3 separate regions of the Homo sapiens genome follow, and regions 1 and 2 are each linked to region 3. A link is an interaction called in ENCODE POLR2A ChIA-PET data of the cell type or tissue named here. Cell type or tissue: PC-9. All regions are shown on one strand. Region 1 holds the start of C1QL1 (complement C1q like 1). Region 2 overlaps ARHGAP27 (Rho GTPase activating protein 27). Region 3 overlaps HEXIM2-AS1 (HEXIM2 antisense RNA 1).

Region 1 (2,500 bases), 190 kb before region 3:
CCCCCAAGGGCAAGTCCGTGCACCTGGGAGCCCTGCGCTCTGACTAGTTGGGTTCATTTCCCGCATTTCCAGTAGCGTTCCAGACGGTGCCCAGCAGCGTCTGTCTTGGAGCGGGAACCCAGGAACTGAGGATCGGCGATGTCCGCTGGCTCCGACCATCCCCACACGTGATGACCAAGCGGGGCCGCTGTGGGGTGGGATCTCCACCTGCGTCCGCCTGGCGCCCCCGCCAACTCCGATCAGGTACCCATTTGCCCCGGGCTCCCTGGGTGCCCTGGGCCCAGCCCAGCCCCATGCCCCCGCCTGGCCCACCTGGCCATTCTTGCAGAGGTCTGCCCACATACTGGTGCCGTCGCCGCCGCGCATGAGGACATGGTAGGTGAAAAAGTAGGTGCCGGGAATGTTGCACGTAAACTTGCCGCTGGCCGCGTCGTAGTTGTTGCCTAGGTTGGTGACCACGTCGTCAAACTTGAGTACCTCGTAACCCTCGTGGGGGTTCTTGAGGCCGGCGTAGAAGGCCACGCGCGGCACCGTGGTGTAGGTGGCAGTGCTGATGGCGCCGCTGCCCCCCGCGCCCGGCAGCCCCGGAGGGCCCGGCTTGCCTGGCTCACCCTTCTCCCCCGGCGGCCCCACAGGGCCGGGAGGACCTGGGTCCCCGGGAGGCCCCGGAGGGCCGGGCTTGCCGGTGCGGCCCGGCTTCCCCTGGGGGCCCTGCACCAGCGTGGAAGGCGGGGGCGCGCCGCTCTGCTCGCTCAGGGCGTCGCCGCCGTCGGTCCGCGCGCCGGCGCCGGGGCCCCGCGCGGGGTAGGGGTCGCACACCATGCGGCAGGTGCCCAGCATCTCATAGTGGCCTTCCGGGCCGCCCGAGCTCACCAGCACGGGGATGAGCACCACCAGCACCAGCAGCATCACCACACCCGCGGCGGCCGCTAGCAGCGTCTTTCGGCCCGCGCGGAGCCTGGGGAGCGCCGGGCCGCCCGGCCGCGCCGTCGGGGCAATGGTGCCGGCGGGCAGGGGGCGCGGGCTAGGCGCCCGCGCTCAAGGACGGTCCGGCGGGGCTGCGGGCATGGGGCCGGGCCCGGGGCGCCGCGCTGCGCTGGCTGCGCTGCGGAGCCCAGCCGCCGGCTCCTGCCTCGCGCCTCCCTCCTGCTGCGCTGCCGGACTGAGCGCCGCGGCCGCCGCCTCCCGCCTCCCGCCTCCCGCCTGCAGCCTCCCGCCTGACTCCTCCCGCCTCCTTGAGCCGGGCCACCGCCCCCTCGGCCGGGCCCCGCCCCGCCAGCTCCGCGCGGCTCTGGGCTCTCTAGGGGTGGGGCTGCGGGCGGGGCCGGCGCCTAATTGGGCCGCGGGCGCCTCGAGGTGGGCGGGGCATAAGGGGGCGGGGCCGCGGAGACCCCGGGCGGGAGCAGGGAGAGGAAAGAAGAGACTGAGTACGCGGAGACCGAGATTCGGAAATGGGGTGGGGGCCGGGGTCCGAGAGACCCGAGAGGCGCTCCAAGGGAAGGGGAGAGTAGGGACCAAAATGCGAAAGGGAGAGAGGGCCACAGGGAGAGCTAGAGAGCTCCGAGGGGATCGGGAGAGGAGAGGCTTCGAGGGTCGGTCACCAGGAAAACAGAGGGACTGGGGTCGCGACGGGCCAAGACCCGCAGGGGGCGGAAGCGAGGGGATAGCGCCCAGGTCTGCAGGGGACAAAGAGCGATTGAGGGGAGGACGGAGCGGGGAGCTGGAAGGTAGGATGAGAAAGGGGGTTATGAAGCGAAGAAGAGGATACGGAGGGGACCATTTGGCACTCAGGCCTCGCAGACCACCCGTCTGGGAGATCCAGATATCGGATGAATGCCTGTCCGGGGGCCCAGCGGAGCCAGACGGCAGCCGCCTCCTCCTTTCTGGATCTGACTGTTCCGGGACCCGTCTCCCCCGAGGTGGGGCAGGAGCTTCCAACCCCTCCTCGCCTCTGCCCCTTCCTCACCGAACTGTGGCCAGGCTGCTTTTTCCTGGGCCCTTTTCTTCCATCTCCCTCTGCTCAATCCCTTTACTTCTGCCTCTAGACCAGGGAGAAAAGGGGATCCTAAAAAGGTGGGCACCCCCACGTTATTTCTCCATGCTGACAGATGCAAATACGTCCCTGAGGGGTAACCCCCTTTTCCAGCCTCCAGGATGAGGGGTGGATCTCATCCAGCCCCTCAGCTCCTCCTCCCTCACTCCCCAGCCTCCTCCGCCGCCCCCTAACTCTTCTCCCCATCAGGCTGTGGGAGGCTCTCCTCTTCCTCAAGTGCAGCAAAGTGTTTAGGTTGCATAAACCGAAACGTGTCTGCTTCCATCAAAATATTTGTCACATTATCTGAGGCCCAGGTCGGGCTGCTCCACCGCTCCTCCTTCGCCCTCCTTTATCCGGCCCACCGGGGAGGATTCAGCCATTCGGAGGCGACTGGCCGGCTGCTAAAGAATGACATCCCAGCCTCTCCTCTCCCGAGAGCTACCCCCCGCCGGCTCACACTCTCCC
Region 2 (2,500 bases), 270 kb after region 3:
CAAATTTTAGCAAGAGCACCTCTGTGCCTGTGCCCCAGAGCCCTAGTCCTGGCAGCCCTGTTTCCCCTTCAATATGAACCAACAGCCACTGACCTCTCACTCCCCGGCACAGATCCAGCTCCCAATCTCCCTAACATTCAGGCATGGAGACTCGACCACATCCCTGATCATCAGCTACGCCCTGGTCACGATCATGGACTTTCCCATTCCCCAGGGCCTGGCACTGACCACCCATCCAGGCTGGCATTCAGTACTGATGCCCACCCCTCCCTGTACTGGACGCAGTCAGCTCTAGGAAGGGCAGAGAAAACAGGTCTATGGGAGCTAAGCTATGAGGATGCAAAGGCCTAAGAATGATATAATGGATTTTGGGGACTTGGGAGTGGGGGAAGGGTGGGAGGGGGGTGAGGGATAAAAGACTACACATTGGGTACAGTGCACACCAGTCGGGTGACGGGTGCACCAAAATCTCAGAAATAGCCACTAAAGAACTTATTCACGTAACCAAACACCACCTGCTCCGCAAAACCATTGAAATAAACATTACAAAAAACAGGTCTAGAGTGAGGTCAACTGCTGAGGCCTGGGAAGAAAGTGAGGGGGCAGGTGGGCTTGTCCTGGGGCCCATCGCAGGCCCCTGGGCGCTGAAGGGAGCCAAGGACTAAGAGGTGAGAGCCAGGCACAGGCTCCAGCGAGACCTGAAGAGATCATGGGGCCTGCAGGAGAGCCAGGGGGTGCGGGGGGTGGGCAGGGAGATCTCTGGGTGGACAGCAATGTGGGGTGAGGGTGGGAGGGAGATCCAAGAAGCTGCTGTCTCCTAAGTCAGGTCCTAGGCAGGCAGAGGGGCTCCTGGGACAGCCTGGGGCTGCAGGTGAGTCACCGGGAGGGAACTGGGTCAGGTGTAAAGAAACCAGCAGGGCCACCCCAGGGTGGCTGCCCCACCTGGGGGTTGGGGGTGGGGGGTGCCGGAGGAGGGAGTACGAGCAAGGGGCTAGCTAGAGTCCCTTCAACTTGGCCTCAGCTTCCTGCTGTTACCAACACCCCTTGCCAAAGTCCCCCTAGCTGGCCCCGAAGGGGGACAGGAGGGTCTGTCCCAAGGCCAGTTCCTTTCTCTCAGTCACAGTGGCCTCGGGCTGCCCTTGGAGTTTGTCCTAGGAAGTGGGTGCTGGGCCTGGATCCAGAGGGGAGGGGCCCCCAGATGGGTTTTAGGATTCGGGAAAGGGAGGGGAGAGATTGGGGAAACTGCTGTGGCCACCCCCTAGTCCCCCAGGGGCGAGGACTCACTCAGTTCCCAGTGGAGGAGAAGGAATGAGGGCCCCGGGCTCCTTCCAGTCGGGGCTGCCTGCTCATGTGCGGCGCCTCCGGGGCTGCTTGTATAAGAAGGTGCAGCAGCCCGGCTGGAACTTCCCTCCCAGCGGCCAATGCCCCAGCAGCAGGGGCGGGCTCCAGGCCAGCTCCACCTGCCTGGGCCTTCCCACCTCTGGGCGGGGATGGTGACCGCACCCTGAAATCCCAGAGTCAGGACCAAGGGAAGAGTCTCAGAGGCCCCTTTATTGCACTGGCTTTGGCCTGGCTTCCCAGAGCTCCCTGAGTGGCCTCTTTGTGGGAGAGGAGGAGTCATCCCTGCTTACCTCCCCCGTCTCCCTCTATCCCCTCTCAGAAGGGTTTGCTTCTGCCCTCTCCTGGGCAGCAAAAGAACAGGAGATGTCCCTCCTGGGACATCAACTCTTCCACAACAGGGCTGGGCACGCAGGACGCTCAGAAGAAGGAGCATGTGCCTGCCTTCAGCTTGTACTGTTCTTGTTGAGGGGAACAGGGTGGCCAACCCTAAAGGCCACCAGGCTGAAACTGAACCTGCTGGCCAGGGTGGGGCTTGGGGTCAGGGGGCCTGGAACTGTCCTGAACACAGCCACTTCCTGGCCGTGTGAGCTTCGTCGTGTCACTAAACCTCTCTGAACCTCTGTTTGTACTCAGGGCAAATGGAGGTGCCTACGCCTGCCTTCCAAGCTGCTGGGAGCTTAACCCTGGGTTACAAGCCTTTCAGCAAGAGCCCACAGGACTGTTAGCCCCTTTGGGACTGCATCTTACCACACTTTGTCCCCAGTGTCCAGCACAGTGACCAGCCCACCCCAAGTGCTCAATATGCGCGATTAGAGTGCATGGGGAGTGACAAGGCTGTAAAACACCATCCATGGCAGGAGCTCCTCTGTTCTGGGGGTCCCTGGCCCTGTCTGGTAGCCTGCCCTAAGCCCTGAGCTGCTGCCTGACAGAAGGGCATCCCCACACACTCCCCAGTGCCCCCGTGCCATGCCATCCCCACATCCTGCCCCCTCTGTTCTGCACCCACTTTCTTCTGAGATCCCTTCTCAGCAACAACCTTCTCCCCATCTTTAGCCTCCCCATCTCCTGCCCACCCACCTGAGCCTGGGGACGGTTCCATCCATGACCCTACACCCCCTCTGGCCACACTGTGTCTCTCTCCTTCTGCCCGTTGTCCACA
Region 3 (2,500 bases):
CTGGAGTTAAGAGACCAGCCTGACCAATATGGAGAAACCTCATCTCTACTAAAAATACAAAATACAAAATTAGCCGAGCATGGTGGCAGGTGCCTGTAGTCCCAGCTACTTGAGAGGCTGAGGCAGGAGAATGGCATGAACCCGGGATGCGGAGTTTGCAGTGAGCCGAGATCGCCCCATTGTGCTCCGGCCTGGGCAACAGGAGTGAAACTCAGCCTCAAAAAAAAAAAAAAAAAAAGGCCGGGCGCAGTGGCTCACGCCTGTAATCCCAGCACTTTGGGAGGCCGAGGCAGGCAGATCACCTGAGGTCAAGAGTTCCAGACCAGCCTGGCCAACATGGTGAAACCCTGTCTCTACTAAAAATACAAAAATTGGCCAGGTGTGGTGGCTCACGCCTGTAATCCCAGCACTTTGGGAGGCCAAGGCGGGCGGATCACGAGGTCAGGAGATCGAGACCATCCTGGCTAACATGGTGAAACCCCGTCTCTACTAAAAATACAAAAAATTAGCTGGGTGTGGTGGCGGGCGCCTTTAGTCCCAGCTACTCGGGAGGCTAAGACAGGAGAATGGCGTGAACCCGGAAGGCAGAGCTTGCAGTGGGCCGAGATCACACCACTGCACTCCAGCCTGGGCAACAGAGCGAGACTCCGTCTCAAAAACAAAAACAACAACAAAAAAACACAAAAATTAGCTGGGCATGGTGGTGGGTGCCTGTAATCCCAGCTACTTGGGAGGCTGAGGCAGGAGAATCACTTGAATCCGGGAGGCAAAGGTTGCAGTGAGCCAACATCACGCCACACTGCACTCCAGCCTAGGTGGCAGAATAAGACTCTGTCTCAAAAAAAAAAAAAAAAAAAGCTTTTTTTTTTTTTTTAAAGAATTGGGGTTTCAACAGGCCCGGTGACTCACACCTGTAACCCTAGCACTTTGGAAGGCCAAGGTGGGCAGAATCCTTGAGCTCAGTAGTTTGAGACCAGCCTGGGTAACATAGTGAAACCCTGTCTCAAAAAAAAAAAAAAAGTTGAAAAAAAAAAAAAAAGATGGGGTCTCCCTCAGTTGCCCAAGCTAGACTGCAGTGGCGCTATCATATCTCACTGCAGCCTCAAATTCCTGGGCTTGAGTGATCCTCCCACCTCAGGTTCCTGAGTAGCTGGGACTAAAGGTGGATACCAACACACCCCGCTGATTTACCTACATTGAACAGGGGGCTTTGATGATAAATGAACCCCAAGCCCACTCTAGCCTTTCACTTAAGTCCTCTGTCAAGCATTTTAACTGAGCTGCTCAAAAGACCAGGCTTACAAATTAGCAATTTCAGTTTGTTCCCTTTTTCCTACTGGGGCCTAGGTATTCAATCAGGAAAAACTGCTTCTCAAACTGACACAGCTAGCTGGACAGCTTTTCTTAGAGCCCTCAGGAGACAGGGTCCTCTAGACTTCAGAGTTTTAGGAGAGAGAGCCAGGGAGTTCCAGATTGGTTTAGTTCTGAAAAACAGACTAAGTATCTCTAAAGAGGGGAAGCATAATAAAGATTAGACAGGCCAGGCGCAGTGGCTTCATGCCTGTAATCCTAACACTTTGGGAAGCCAAGGCAGGAGGGTCACTTGAGCTCAAGCACTTGACACCAGCCTAGGCAACACAGTTACCAACACAGGCAACATAACCAGCCTCGTCTCTATTAAAAAGTAAATTTAGGCCAGGCATGGTGGCTCACGCCTGTAATCCCAGCACGTTGGGAGGCCAAGGCAGATGGATCACTTGAGGTCAAAAGTTCGAAACCAGCCTGGCCAACATGGCAAAATCTCGTCTCTATTAAAAATACAAAAATTAGCCAGGCATCGTGGCGGGTATCTGTAATCCCAGCTACTCGGGAGGCTGAGGCAGGACAATTGCTTGAACCTGGGAGGCAGAGGTTGTAGTGAGCCGAGATCGCGCCACCGTACTCCAGCCTGGGCAACAGAGCAAGACTTTGCTTGGAGAAATGTAAATAAATATACTCTGCCCTAATGACTGCAAAAGTTAAAGAAACCAAAGAGGGACTCCACAGACTTAAACAACAAAACCCACAACCAAATACTCTACCTACTTAAGGGCTGGCTATATTTAGTCAAGCATTAGGTAATGCATCAGTTCTTCCCTTGATCACTTATACCCATAACAGCTAGCAACAAATATTCACAACAGTGTGGTGGAAAAGTTGGTTATAGTTAAAAAGTACTTGAACGTTAAGTACTTAAGTACACTTGAGTTTGTGGGGTTTCGAGGTTTGTTTTTTTGGGGGAAGTACTATTTCTCACATTTGCACAACATCACTGGAATAACAATTCCACTTTATTATTCTTTCTCAAGCAAAGTGTAAATGGTTGAGGCTAGAAATAAAAAGTTATTTTTTTAAAAAAAGAGAATGTTGCCAGGTACGGTGGCTCACGCCTGTAATCCCAGCACTTTGGGAGGCCGAGGCGGGCGCATCACAAGGTCAAGAGATCGAGACCATCCTGGCC

Evidence for each region. ChIA-PET counts read pairs that join two places held together with the same protein. Peaks named below come from ENCODE experiments on the same cell type or tissue, not always from the same donor. Only the 100,000 strongest peaks of a DNase experiment are listed, where the experiment ranks them.
Region 1: POLR2A ChIA-PET joins it to region 3 with 14 read pairs; 9 of 35 experiments call an interaction of 5 or more read pairs at or near these places.
Region 2: POLR2A ChIA-PET joins it to region 3 with 41 read pairs; 8 of 35 experiments call an interaction of 5 or more read pairs at or near these places.

The regions. Positions count from the first base shown.
Region 1 is chr17:44,967,140-44,969,639 of GRCh38, forward strand. C1QL1 (complement C1q like 1) reads right to left here and starts at 1,164. Exons shown (of 2, transcript NM_006688.5): 1 at 313-1,164. The coding sequence starts at 909. RefSeq lists a silencer at 1,095-1,454. In PC-9, no CTCF peak of the experiment used is centred here; a DNase peak (open chromatin) is centred at 1,252; H3K4me3 peaks cover 493 bases; H3K27me3 peaks cover 635 bases.
Region 2 is chr17:45,424,280-45,426,779 of GRCh38, forward strand. All of the region lies in intron 4 of ARHGAP27 (Rho GTPase activating protein 27), which reads right to left. Among named protein-coding and RNA genes, the nearest start is that of ARHGAP27, 7.3 kb to the right of the region's middle. RefSeq lists enhancers at 1-448, 1,193-1,763. In PC-9, CTCF peaks have their summits at 1,663 (motif pointing left) and 1,863; DNase peaks (open chromatin) are centred at 892 and 1,522; H3K4me3 peaks cover 1,928 bases; H3K27ac peaks cover 1,897 bases.
Region 3 is chr17:45,154,308-45,156,807 of GRCh38, forward strand. All of the region lies in intron 2 of HEXIM2-AS1 (HEXIM2 antisense RNA 1), which reads right to left. Among named protein-coding and RNA genes, the nearest start is that of HEXIM2-AS1, 6.0 kb to the right of the region's middle. In PC-9, no CTCF peak of the experiment used is centred here; DNase peaks (open chromatin) are centred at 904 and 1,374; H3K4me3 peaks cover 661 bases; H3K27ac peaks cover 1,433 bases.